Linked DNA regions of Homo sapiens: region 2 is linked to region 1. Evidence: read pairs that join two places in POLR2A ChIA-PET (ENCODE). Cell type or tissue: A673. All regions are shown on one strand. Links, peaks and the distances in the headings refer to the core of each region. The heading gives the core; the rest is flanking DNA.

Region 1 (7,736 bases), core at 1,273-6,272:
TCACATTGCTGTTGCTCTCCTGGTCCCCTACTACGGTTTGGATCTGTGTCCCCACCCAAATCTCATGTTGAAATGTAATCCCCAATGGTGGAGGTGTGGCGTGGTGGGAGGTGATTGGATCACAAGAGTGGTTTCTCATGGTTTAACACCATCCTTCCTTACTGCTGTCATTGAGATCGTGAGATATGGTTGTTTGAAAGTGTCTAGCACTTCCTTCCACACTTCCTCCTGCTCCGGCCTTGTGAAGTGCTCACTCCCCCTTTGCCTTCAGCCATGATTGTAAGTGTCCTAAGGCCTCCTCAGAAGCTGAGCAGATGCCACCATCATGTTTTCTGTATAGCCTGCTGAACCATGAGCCTCTTTTCTTTATAAATGACCCAGTTTCAGTTTTTTTTTATAGCAGTGTGAGAATTGACTAATATACTCCACAATCACTTTCTCTTCCTTGGACTTCTAACTCCAGCCCAGAGCAGGGGCCACTCTGAATCTTTTTTTTTTTTTTTTTTTTTTACCAGTTTTGGGCCAGGCAGCTCCCAAGTTTCAATTTCCATGGGGCAAAGTGGGAGCAAGCAGCCTGGGACAGGGGCCTGGACCCCCAGGCCTCCTTGGTCTTTTCTGGGGCGGGGGCAGTTGCTTCCACCCACCCCCCAAGCCAAGGGTGGGTGTGGAGGCCCAAGGTGGGCTAGGAGCAGGAAAGCAGGGAAGAGGCAGGGTGGATGGAGTGGGAGAGAGGCCGTCTCGAAGGTACCAGAGTGAGTCACACCTCGTAAAGCAGTGTGAACTGGAGCATGGAGAGTTACTGCCATCGGGACTTTCATGTCCTTTCAATAAAGCCTTATCAGCACCAAGCTGCATTTTTGGCTCTTAATTCCAGATGTGGCCCCAGCCGGTCCCCAGCAGGGCCTCCTTTCTCCCTGCCTTCTTTCTACACGGGCCACTCAAGGCAATGCTGGGCCAGCTGAAGGAGTGAGACATCCAAGTAGCCTAAATCAGCCTTTCAGGGCTGGGTTCTGGGTCACAGGAGCCAGACAAGCCCAGCCAGTTTAGAGGAAGGTCATGGATGCAGATTTCTGCCCCATGAGGCAGAGAGAGAGGAGGACCTGCTGGTGGCTCTGCCAAAGGTCTGGCTGAAAGACAGGGAGGTGGCCACATCCTGGGCTAATGCTGGGACACCTGGATCTTCACCCCAGCACTGTCCTTGACTCAAATGATAATCTTGGACAAGTCAGTTTGTTTTTCTAGCCTCAATAGTCTTGGCAAAACAAGGAACTTGCTCTAGCTTCTTTTGTTAATTAGTCAATAATTATCTAGAAAACCAGTAGTGCATGCTGGTTTCTGTTGTGGTCCTGGGCGATGTAGGGTGAGTGAAGAGCAGGGTCTTGTAAAGCATTCATTCCAGCAGGGAGAGGCAGACAAATCCCAATAAAACACAGAAAAGGGCAAAATAACCACAGACTGTGAGCAATGCTGTGCAACAAAGGAAAGAGGATGATACGATGGAGGGACGCTTAGAGGAGGAGTCTTCCTTAGGAAGGTGGTCAGGGGCACCTTCTCTGAAGGGGAACTTTGAGCTGAAACAAATGGGATGATGTAGAGGAAGAGCATTCCTGGCAGAAGGAGCAGTGAGTGCAAAATCCCCAGGTGGGAATAAGTTTGGAGATTCGGAGAAAGAAAAGCCCTTATAGCCTGCAAGTGTGTGAGACAGAGAGAGAGAGGAGCAGGAGGGGAGGGCGGTCTGATAGGTGGGGTCAGATTTCTTTGAATTAATTAGGACCAGTTCAGGTGCATGTCCAAAAAGTACAGAGGTATGTAGTTTGGGGCTGGTATGACATTCCAGACTGTCACATCCCCAGCTGCTTCTATGTTGCTATTCCACAGCCAAAGCATGAGGTTCATTCCTCATGGCCCAAAATGGCTGCTTGAGCTCCAGACATCAAGTCCGCTTTCCAATTATCCAGAAGGAGGAAGGAGAAAAAGAAGCCAGATTTTCTCCCTTTAAGGGCACTGCCCAGTATTTGAACACACCATTTCTGCTTACATCGTATTACCAGGAATGCTGGAAAGCATATTCTTTATTCCAGTTGGTTACATGCCCAGCTAAGAATCAGGGGTTATATTACTCAGGAGGAAAAGGAGAATAGGCATGGGGTAGACAACTGGCAACTCTGCCAGCTCCCTACAAGGCAGAGAGTTCTCATGCAGAGCCTCCCGTGCCTCATCCACCACTCACACCCACATCCAACAACAGACTCATCATTTACCCTCCAACACCAAATCTTCCTGATCTCAGGAATTAGTGACACTGTCTGGTCAGTTGCCCAAGAGAGGAATTTGATGACTCTCTACATTCCCCGCAAGAACCACATCCAATATATTACCAAGGCCTGCCCATTCAACCCCCCAAATATATCCCGTCTGTTCTCTTTATCTCTCCTGCCACTGCCCTCATGGAAAGCCCATCTGTTCCCTGGTCCTCTGCCATAGCCCACAGATTGGTCTTCCTGCTTCCTCACATCAACTCTGCACAGAGCAGCCACCAGTCTGAAGGCCACTGGCTCTGTCAGAAGTTGTTCAGTGCCTTTCAGAATAACAATAATAAAGTCCTAAATCCATGATGTGGTCCTGCAATGACCAGGCCCTGCTTTGTCTCTTGTGCACTGTCTCCAGTTCTCCAACCCCTGCTTTTTGTCTCTCCTCTCCCTTCCGCCACATTGGCCCTCTTCCTTTCCTTCTTTCTTTTTTCTTTTTCTTTTCTTTTCTTTTTTTTTTTTTTTTTGAGACAGAGTCTCCCTCTGTCGCCCAGGCTGGAGTCCGCTGGCGCGATCTCGGCTCACTGTAACCTCCGCCTCCTGGGTTCAAGAGATTCTTGTGCCTCAGCCTCCCAAGTAGCTGGGATTACAGATGTGTGCCACCAGGCCCGGCTAATTATTGTATTTTTAATAGAGACAGTTTCGCCATGTTGGCCAGGCTGGTCTCGAACTCCTGACCTCAAGCGATTCACCTGCCTCAGCCTCCCAAAGTGCTGGGTTTACAAGCGTGAGCCACCGCACCCGGCCACGCTGGCCTTCTTTCAAGTCATCAAACACTCCGTGGTCTCTCCTATCACAGGACCTTTGCACATGCACTTCTGTCTGCCAGGAATGCTCTGCTTGCCTCCTTTCTCCCCAGTAAGTCCTATTTCAGAGAGCCTCCCCTGACCTACCACTTCCACCCTAGACTCAGCCATTTGCTCCCACAGCACCCTGTACATCTCACATACAGCATTTGTCACCATTGCAATTAACTAATTGTTTAATGGCTTCTCCTGTCAGAACATAGCTCCCTGGGGTAGGGAATGTATTGTGTTCAGGAACGGGTCCTGGTCCCCGGCACAAAGGGGTGTCCAATCTTTGCTGGTTCAATGAATACATTTCACTTCTCTGTGCCTTGCTGCACACCCAGCCCTGCACCAGCCGATGCCTCTTGATCCTGAAGAATGAGACTTTTGAACATCTGGGGGGTGAGAAACTTCATGTGAATGGTGGTGCTGCATCTGTATGGGCTACTCATGGCAAGATAAGACTTACACTTCTGAAAGAGGCCTTAGAGTTTCATGAAGTGCTGGGTTCTCAGCTACATGTGGCAGAGTGCATCTCTGGGTTTTAGTAACAGGATTAAATCTCACTTGAGACCTCCAGCAGGCGGAATTCCAGAAGGCAAGAGAGAGACGGGTGATCAGGGGCTGGTGGGGAGGGGAGGAAGGAAAGCTTTCAGCAGGATTTAAAGGAAGCCAGGGTGGTTACAGACAGCTGCACAGAGGCAGGCGGTATCAGGAGCCCAGAAGCCCAACCCACAAACGAAATGTCTTTTTAGGCCTCGTTTGTGGAGGAAATCTCAAACTTTTACTATGTATATATGTTACATTATATATATATATATATATATATATAATATGTTATATATATAGTATATATGTTATATATATGTATTTTATATATATACTATATATATAGTGTGTGTGTGTGTGTGTGTGTATATATATATATATATATATATATATATATATATACTGTGTGTATATATACACATTTTTTTTTTGAGACAGAGTCTTACTCTGTCACCCAGCCTGGAATGCAGTGGCAGGATCTCGGCTCACTGCAACCTCCACCTCCCAGGTTCGAGCAATTCTCCTGCCTCAGCCTCCCAAGTAGCTGAAATTACAGGCGTGCACCACCACGCCCAGCTAATTTTTTGTGTGTTTTTAGCAGGGATGGGGTTTCACCATGGTGGTCAGGCTGGTCTCGAACTCCTGACCTCAAATGATCCACCTGCCTTGGCCTCCCAAAGTGCTGGGATTATAAGTGTGAGCCACCATGCCCGGCCTAGGATATTTTTCATTGGAACTTATATTTGATCAGTGTGGGCATGATCAGGGGACCATAGCTGTGGGCTCACCTGGGTCCCTATTGCACTGAGTGACACTGAACATGTTGCTTCCACTATCTTGGCCTGCCTCAGTTTCCCTCTCTGTAAAAAAGGAGTGGTTGAACTAGCAGATCTTGAGAGTCCTTGCAATTAGCTCTCATACTGATGAAATGCTCTCTGGAAAATGTAGGAGACCTATTTAGATGTGAATGTTACTATTAGTCAGTCTGGGCTAGGCTGTACAGTGTATAACTGACGAACCCTGACATCTCGGTGGCTTAGCACAATAATGACATATTTCTCCCTCACATAAAATCTGTTGCATCATCTGGAACACGCGTCCTCCACGTCCTGAGGCAGGGGAGAGAACGACGAAGAAGGCACTTTGGCTCTGACCGCCTCTGCCTGGAAGTACAGTTTCCATTCACGTTCTGCTGGTCAAAGGAGTCACGTGGCTCCACCCAGCCACAAGGGAGTCTGGGAGGTGGAAGGAGCCCTTGGAATATGTGGTGAGTTCCGACTGTCTCTTTCACCCTCCATGATATGATGTTGGGTTGGAAAAACCTCTACACTCATGAGTGTAACTCACCAGCATCGAGCACCTTCTACGTGTGTACCCCAAAATAGGGCCACACCCTGGACACTCTCCTTTGCTCCACTCACATTCCAGCTGACATGCAGAGACCCCAATCTCTCCTGCACACCCACCACTCCTCAGCGGAACATCCAGCACCTCAAAGACATCTGGAATCCCTCCTTCCTAGTGGGAGACATGGAACTAGCCACAGAAGGTGTCTCGCCAACTGTGGGGCATCCTTGGTATGACTAAGGGGACGTCTGTTCCCCCTTTGTCTTGAATATGGTCAAGGTAAATGGAAAAGGGGATTGGCCTTTCAACCAAAGAGAAAACATTTGAAACCTTGAACTTGCTAAGTCTGTCATTCTCGTACCACACAGCCCTCCACCCACCCATTCTGTTATTCAACAGGCATTTTATGCCAGACATTGGATGAGACTTTGGGGTGTAGAGCCCTAGAATGTACAAAGTTTTGTTGGGTGCACAAGGAGAATGGTATAAGGGTATGGCCCTTAGGGCAAGTCTAACTGGCTTTTGCTGAAACCAATAATAAGCAGGTAATCGTAATGATAATGAAGATGCTGAAGACAATGGTGATAGCTTCTGTCTCCTGAGTGGTAATTATGTGCCAGGCACTGGGTACTGTGTTTAATGTCTTACAAATATGATTGCCATTGATCTTCAAAACAACCCCAGTGAAGTCAGAGTTATTATCCCCATTTTCCCCGTTTTCTTGATAATTCAACATCCAAAGCCAGCCTACGAGTCCAGGTACAGCACAGCTGGCTGTGCCCTTTCGAGGTTTGTTCAGCAATGGTGGTAGCATCTCCAATGGATCCATTCTGCCCAGGGATTAAAGGCATCCTTCCTCACTGCGTAGCCTCTAAGCCTGCTTCTCCAGCCCCTGTCTCCTTAAATTAGCCACATTGGTTTGTGTCGCCTGCTACAAGGAACTCTGTGTAGTTGATGTCAACCAGCAGGAAAATATCCCAGCAAAAGATGAGAGGAATCCACTAGTGCCTCAAAGATGCCATCTTTTCCTTCCCCCTCTGTCTCTGCCTGAGTTCAAGGTCACACCAACTCTTCCTGGATTATTAAAATGGCCACTACATGGCCCTCCCTATGTCCACAGTTTGCTCCTTTAACCATTGTTCACACAGCTGTGAGGGGACCCTCTCTAACATAGAAATCTGACCTGTCACCCCCAGCTTCTAAGTGTCTGCAGGTCCCAGTGACCAGGAGGTCAAGGGCTCCATCCTCCACCATGCCTTTCTGGCCCTTCAGATCTGCCACTGTCTGCCTACCTCCAATCATGTCCTCTATTGGCTGCCTCTGGACAGTTCTCCAAATGTGCCATTGACACTAAGTCCTCTGAGCCTTGATTCACATGGTTCTATCCAGTAAATAGTTGTAATATTGAGCCCTGTGCTTGTCCCATCTTCATCCCCAGTACCTGGCACATATTGAGTTCTCAGTAAGAAGAACTTAACTGAATTAAGTTCAGTTAAGTTGTTGAATTAACTGAATTAAAATGAAATGGGACTCTGAGTGGTCATCTAATTCAGAGGTCTCAAATGGGTTTCCCAAAGGCTGAATTCAGCTAGCATCATTTAAAGATTTTATTTTAACTAGCTGTCAGCTTTTTCTAAAGGAAAGATTCCACATAGGAATGGATGCAACTTTCTGACTTCTCTTCTATAAGCAGAAGAGCTGCTCCTGCTTTCCTTCCCAGCCTACATTCTGCTCTGACAATAATCGCGTTGGTGGGAGCAGAGTGGCGGATGTTTCTTATAAACAGGACAAGGGTTCTCCATTTTTCTGCAGCTCCTACCCAGCTCACCTTTCTCTTTTTGGCAAAATCTGTCTTGGGCTCTTATAAGCACTAAAATTTTCAGTGCCTGAACTGTTTGAAACCTTATTTTACAAGTGGACATAGATGCCTGCTAGGGGCTTGTCCAAGTTTGCATTTGGGGGAAAGCTGGGGCTGGGACTGAGGTCCCCAGGTCCTAACTCTGGTCCACCATCTGTCACGCCATCCCCATGCATCGCTCTCCATTCGATGGAAGCGGCCCTGCAGGCCCCACACGTGCTGGAATCTCCGTTTTGGATTTGCCTTAAGCTCCTTTTGCTACAAGGTTGGGGATGTTTAGAGCCTCCTAAGTCTACATAAACTCCTCCCTATACCACCCCCAACGAGCTCCTCCGATGCCCCCTAGCTCAGCGTCCAGGGCCACATCCATCACAGACACTGGGCTGTCAGCACGGCCACGTGCCCCTCACAAAAGCCTGAATCCAGAATGGATTTATCCCGGGGGGAGCTTTGTTATGCTTTTATGTCTTCAATTCATTAGATGTTCTGTCAGCAGCATAAATCAGGACCGGACTTTCTTCTTGCACACTCGGGAACAGAAAAGACACGCAGGGAACAGATCTGAAACTCACAGAGGGCTAAACACAGAAGACCACGTTTTATCACCCCCCCATCCCATATTTATTCATTATTTTTTTAACCAAAAAGAGATCTGAGAGAGATTCCAGGCATTGGGGGAGAGTGAGGAGGGAGGATGGATGGGGAAACTGAAGTTGAAGTTATTGGTTTTCCCATAATCCTATGAGATTGTCCCTAATTTTCCTCAATTCCATAGTTTTAAAAATCCTATTATTCTTCCCTGGCACACCTAAGGGGAGTTATTTTTAAAAAAATAAACCCAATCAACCAGGCATGGTGGCTCACACCTGTAATCCCAGCACTTTG
Region 2 (5,000 bases), core at 1-5,000, 380 kb before region 1:
TATTAAGGAAGTTTCCCTGCTTGTCTTGTGGGTTTGACTGTAAATTTTCCTCTTGCTTAAACAGGTACGTTTGATTATAGAAGTAATTTGAGCAAAGATGGTGTTTAGTCTGAGATGAACTGCGGGTGCTCCCTGTATGTGATCTCGCCATCACTAAGTCATCCTCTGAAAATTAATACTTTTACAAAAGAAAAATGATTGAGGCTCAAGGCTTGGAGTAGAACTCAAAAGCCTGTTTTAGTGTCTAGAAAGAATACTTTTGGCTATAAATATTGAACATATTGCTCAATAAATTGTAATTTAGGAGGAAATGGGCCAGGAAAAAGGAACCAGTCTGTACAGCTGATCCAAACCATCTCCCTGCTGGGTTGCTGTTGTATATCTTTCTTATCTCCACTTACCGTCATCCTGGCCTCTGGCTCTCACCTACCTTGTGGCGTAGCTCCATTAAGTAGAACTTTCTGCAGTAAGGACGTGGTCAACGTTTGTGCTGTCAGGCAGCCCCAGCCACATATGGCTATTTGAGCACTGGAAATGGGCCTAGTGTGACTGACAAACTGAACTTTTAATTTTATTTACTTTTAATTAGTTTAATTTAAATGGCCTCACGTGGCTAGTTGCTATTAGTGAAGTTCTAGGGAGTCTGCTGGTTCCTTTTTTTCTTAATTGTGATGTGTTAAGTGCCTTTTGCTCTTAGTTAGGCCAAAACCAGAATTGATCCTGAGGACGTAAAAGCAGTCTGGCTGTGGTATAGGTTGCTCTTTTCTCTGGGTTTGTATGACTAGTCTAGCTGGCTAGGCAGGTGTTCACCTTCACTCATTGCTTTATGTGATTTGGACCTGAAGCTTAATCCTCTATAAAAGGAGATGACCTTCTCAGTTAGAGTATAATTATTGAGTGAGATGCTCCCCGGCTAGAACTTCCAAACAAGTCTGAGTAACTAAGGAAAAGTAACAATTACCATTCTCTCTTCAAAGCCAAAAACAAACAAACAAAAAATGGATGGGTTCACAAACTCTAGGTTGCGTGGTGGCGTTGCCTGTGAGAGATACGTAGCCCTAGTATTTTCCCTGGGCTGTACCAGTTTGAGCTGGATTTCAGTGTGTGCTGCTTCTAGGCTTAATGAGTGTTTCATTTCTTCCTGGAACATGCTTTCTGTGATTCTTCTCTTTGACACTGATTCCTTGTGGTCCCTCAGCCTAAACAGGTTGAGTATCCCTTATCCAAAATGCTCAGGACCAGAAGTGTTTTGGACTCCTGATTTTTTCAGATTTTGGAGTATTTGCGTTATACTCTTGGTTGAGCATTCCAAATCCAGAAATCTAAAATATTTCAATGAGCATTTCTTTTGAGCATCATGTTGGCATCCAGAAAGCTTTGGATTTTGGAGCATTTTGGACTTCAGATTTTCAGATTTGATATGCTCAACCTGTATAGGTTTTATGTTCTGTACCCTCTCTGTCTTGTTTGAGTCTTGTCTTCCAGGAGGGAATTACTTCCCATCTGGTCTCTCCAAAATCTTCCCCTTGACTTCAGACTTACTAACTTTGTGTTTCCATATCTGTCTCTTGTGGAGATCTGCATGGCACTAGACCCTTGGAGATCTTTCTTCCCTCTGTCTTGTTTGAGTCTTGTCTTCCAGGAGGGAATTACTTCCCATCTGGTCTCTCCAAAATCTTCCCCTTGACTTCAGACTTACTAACTTTGTGTTTCCATATCTGTCTCTTGTGGAGATCTGCATGGCACTAGACCCTTGGAGATCTTTCTTCCCTCTGTTTTCTTTTACACATCCTTGCCATCCAGATGTTAAGACTGGAGATTCTATGCTTTGATGAAGATCGTTTTTTCTACTTCTTGTTTTCAACTACCAATTCGGTCTCCCTCCCATTTATGTGGCCTTGATGATGGGGACTTTCCCTATAGCCTCTCCATTGCACAGGGATGCTGTTAGACAGCCAGGAGCAGCCCTTTCCAGAGCCCTTCAGTTGCCTGCCAGTGCTTCCCATCAAGCTTCCCTCTTTCCCCATTTGAAGAATGCAGCCAGCTTCCAGTCGCTTTCAGATCAGGGACTCAGATGTAACTAAGACAACACTTCGATGTTCCTTCCAAATTATCAGTTTCTCTCCTACACACACACACACACACACACACACACACACACACACAATTTATAGCATGCGCTCTCAGCTTAGCATATTATAAGCATTTCCTCACGATATCAAGAACTGTTCCCAAATAAGATGTGTTATGATTGCATAATATTTCAGTGTGTGAATGAATCATATCTTACTTTCTCACAATATATAATATTTTAAATATTTACTAATACTACAGAAGATAATTTTAAAAATCAGTGGAGGTGAAGACTGGTAAGGAAACACTTACTGTCATAAGTTTAATATCAAAGTTTGTCTTACCTTGACTAACATACCAGCTGCAATTTTCCAATCACCTGTTTTTTTCCCTTGTAGTCCACGGCAATACTTCCTCCTGTCATCTCAGGTGGGTCTCCATCCTGAGTACAGAGAGGACCTAGAAGCCCTCCAGGTCAAACATGGAGAGTCAGTGTTAGTACTCGATAAATGCACCAACCTCTCAGAGGGTGTCCTTTCTGTCCGTAAGCGCTGCCACAAGCACCAGGTCTTCGATTACCCACAGGTGCTACAGGTGAGTGTCATTCATTACCTCTCGCAAAGGCTCAGGAGAGTTTGCTTACATGGGTTAAAATTGAGCCCAGCGAACCTGAGTTGTTTTCAGCATGCAACTAGAATTACCCAAGGGGAAGAAAACATAGCATTGCTCTTTACTGGACATGTAGACCTTCAGGTACTTGGATGTCTGGTGTCTTGTGTTCGTGCAAAGCTGCTTGGCCTATGAGAGTCTATACTCCTTTCAGATATTCATTATACTTCAAAAAGACAAGTCTCATAGATTCGCAGACAAGCCACATGGACAAAGCAGGCAAATGTATCTTGCTTTTACCCCCATATTCATAAGGCAGTCCAGAGAAATTTTCTTCTTTGAGGTGGCAACTTGCATCCCTTGACCATGCTGGCCTACAGAGCCACAGTGAACTTTCCCTGGGAGTGGAGGGGTTTAGGGGTTGTTTTGATTGTTTTGCTATTTGGAGTTCTTGCCACCTTTAGCATCTCCTGTCAGTAGCATGTCCTTTATTTACATAGTGGGAATGGCTGTACTTCCATAACCATAGGGAAAGCGGTCTCTTTGGGGATGTTTTATATGTAGGATATTTGACATTCCAAGGGTATGGGGGCTAGGAAATGAGAAATTGAGCTTTGTTCACTTAAATACTTAAAATGGACACAGGTTAGCTCAAGGAGAAACACAAAGGAGCTGGTGTGATTTTTTTTTTTTTAATCTCCAGAGAGCTTGCCCATACTGGGATTGTAAAAATACATTCAAAAAGTGCTGCACTCCTCCTGGAATGTCTGGCTGGTAACAGTGGTGATGAGGGCAGGAGTATTTATAGTAACCTTTGTCTAGACAGGAAAAATGGTTATCAGCACGTGTGTCCACATCTGGATGCTGACTCTTGAGGTCAGGGGAGCTTTCCACCTGCACCTCCGGGTACCACGATGACTTCTCTTCCTCTCCTCTTGCTGCTTTTCTCATTTATCCCCAGAGGTGTTTGGAATATCGAATTCCTTTATTTCTTTTTCTGAACTTTCCTTTTCTCTAGCTTTAAAGATTAGTTTTTGGTTTTTTTAAAAAATCTTTTTCCTCCTTCTTAAGAGGCAAAATCTGGGAGAAACAGAATGTTAGGTAGTTAAGGTTTCTGTATTTTGGTTTACCTATTGCAGCTGTTTTTTCTGTGGTACATCTCTCCTTTTCCCAAGTATTCCCCACATTGAGGGGGTTTGAGGGAGTGAATGAGGAAGAAATTTTTCATTAGATTTTTTTTATAGAACATATTAGTCTTAATATCTTTTCAAAGGCATTGAATTCATGAAATGAGTATCTTCTATATAAAAAGCACACTGTTAGATGCTATGGGGGGTAGAAACATGAAAAGAGATTTGATACCTTCCCTTTAGGGGGTCTTGTAGAAAGCCTGAAATTCCCAGACAAAATAATTCCATTACAAGGTAGGCTGAGGTAAGTACTGTAAGAGATGTCAGACAGTGTGCCGTGGTGTGTTTACATAGTACACTAGGGCCTAAAGAGACCCATTTGCAGGAAGTCACGTTGTTAGCTGTCTAAGGGAAGACTTTGACATTGACCTTGAACATTTTCAGAAGGCCAACAGTGGTGGCATTGAAGCAATACTGAAGAGTAGAAATATTAATACAAAACATTGCAGCCATTTAAACTTTTCAAGTTTTACAGGTGTGAGCTGTTGTCTTTTGGCATTTTTGTGTCAAGATGCCTCAGTATTGCTTGGCGTCAACCCTTGTAGAAACTTTGTGGTCTGTAGGGATCAAAGTTAGTGGATCAGCAAAACTAGTTTGTAATCTCTTGCCTCTTTGTGTTCCTGCAGGAGGCTACTTTCTGTGTGGTTCTTCGTGGAGCTCGGCTGGGCCAGGCAGTATTGAGCGATGTGTTACAAGCTGGCTGTGTCCCGGTTGTCATTGCAGACTCCTATATTTTGCCTTTCTCTGAAGTTCTTGACTGGAAGAGGTGGGTAGTACCTCCTAGTAAACTCTACATTAGTGGTTCTGCGTATATTACAAATAAAATCTCCTCAGGTCATTGTAATGTATACCCTGGTTCAAGAACTACTACAGATAGTTTTTCTCTATTTTCCATTAGGAGAGTTAGTACACTGGTCTAGAGCAGTTCACAAACCAAGGCCAGTTTGCAGGCTGGCTGTTTTTGTAAGTCAAGTTTTATTGAAACACAGCCGTGTCCCTTCCTTTACGTATAGTCTGGCTGTTATTGTGTCACATTGGTAGAGTTAAGTAATTGCAACAGAAATTGGATGACATACAGGGCTTAAAATATCACTATCTGGCCTTTCATCACAGGGGTCCCCAACTCCC

What was found. Peaks named below come from ENCODE experiments on the same cell type or tissue, not always from the same donor. Only the 100,000 strongest peaks of a DNase experiment are listed, where the experiment ranks them.
Region 2: POLR2A ChIA-PET joins it to region 1 with 11 read pairs; 2 of 35 experiments call an interaction of 5 or more read pairs at or near these places.

The regions. Positions count from the first base shown.
Region 1 is chr11:44,505,778-44,513,513 of GRCh38, forward strand. It overlaps LOC105376645 (a long non-coding RNA gene), which reads left to right and starts at 4,335. Exons shown (of 3, transcript XR_931229.1): 1 at 4,335-4,913. In A673, for the core only: no CTCF peak of the experiment used is centred there; a DNase peak (open chromatin) is centred at 3,694; H3K27ac peaks cover 430 bases.
Region 2 is chr11:44,122,318-44,127,317 of GRCh38, forward strand. EXT2 (exostosin glycosyltransferase 2) reads left to right here. Exons shown (of 14, transcript NM_207122.2): 5 at 2,472-2,667; 6 at 4,499-4,638. Among named protein-coding and RNA genes, the nearest start is that of EXT2, 29 kb to the left of the region's middle. In A673, for the core only: no CTCF peak of the experiment used is centred there; no DNase peak of the experiment used is centred there.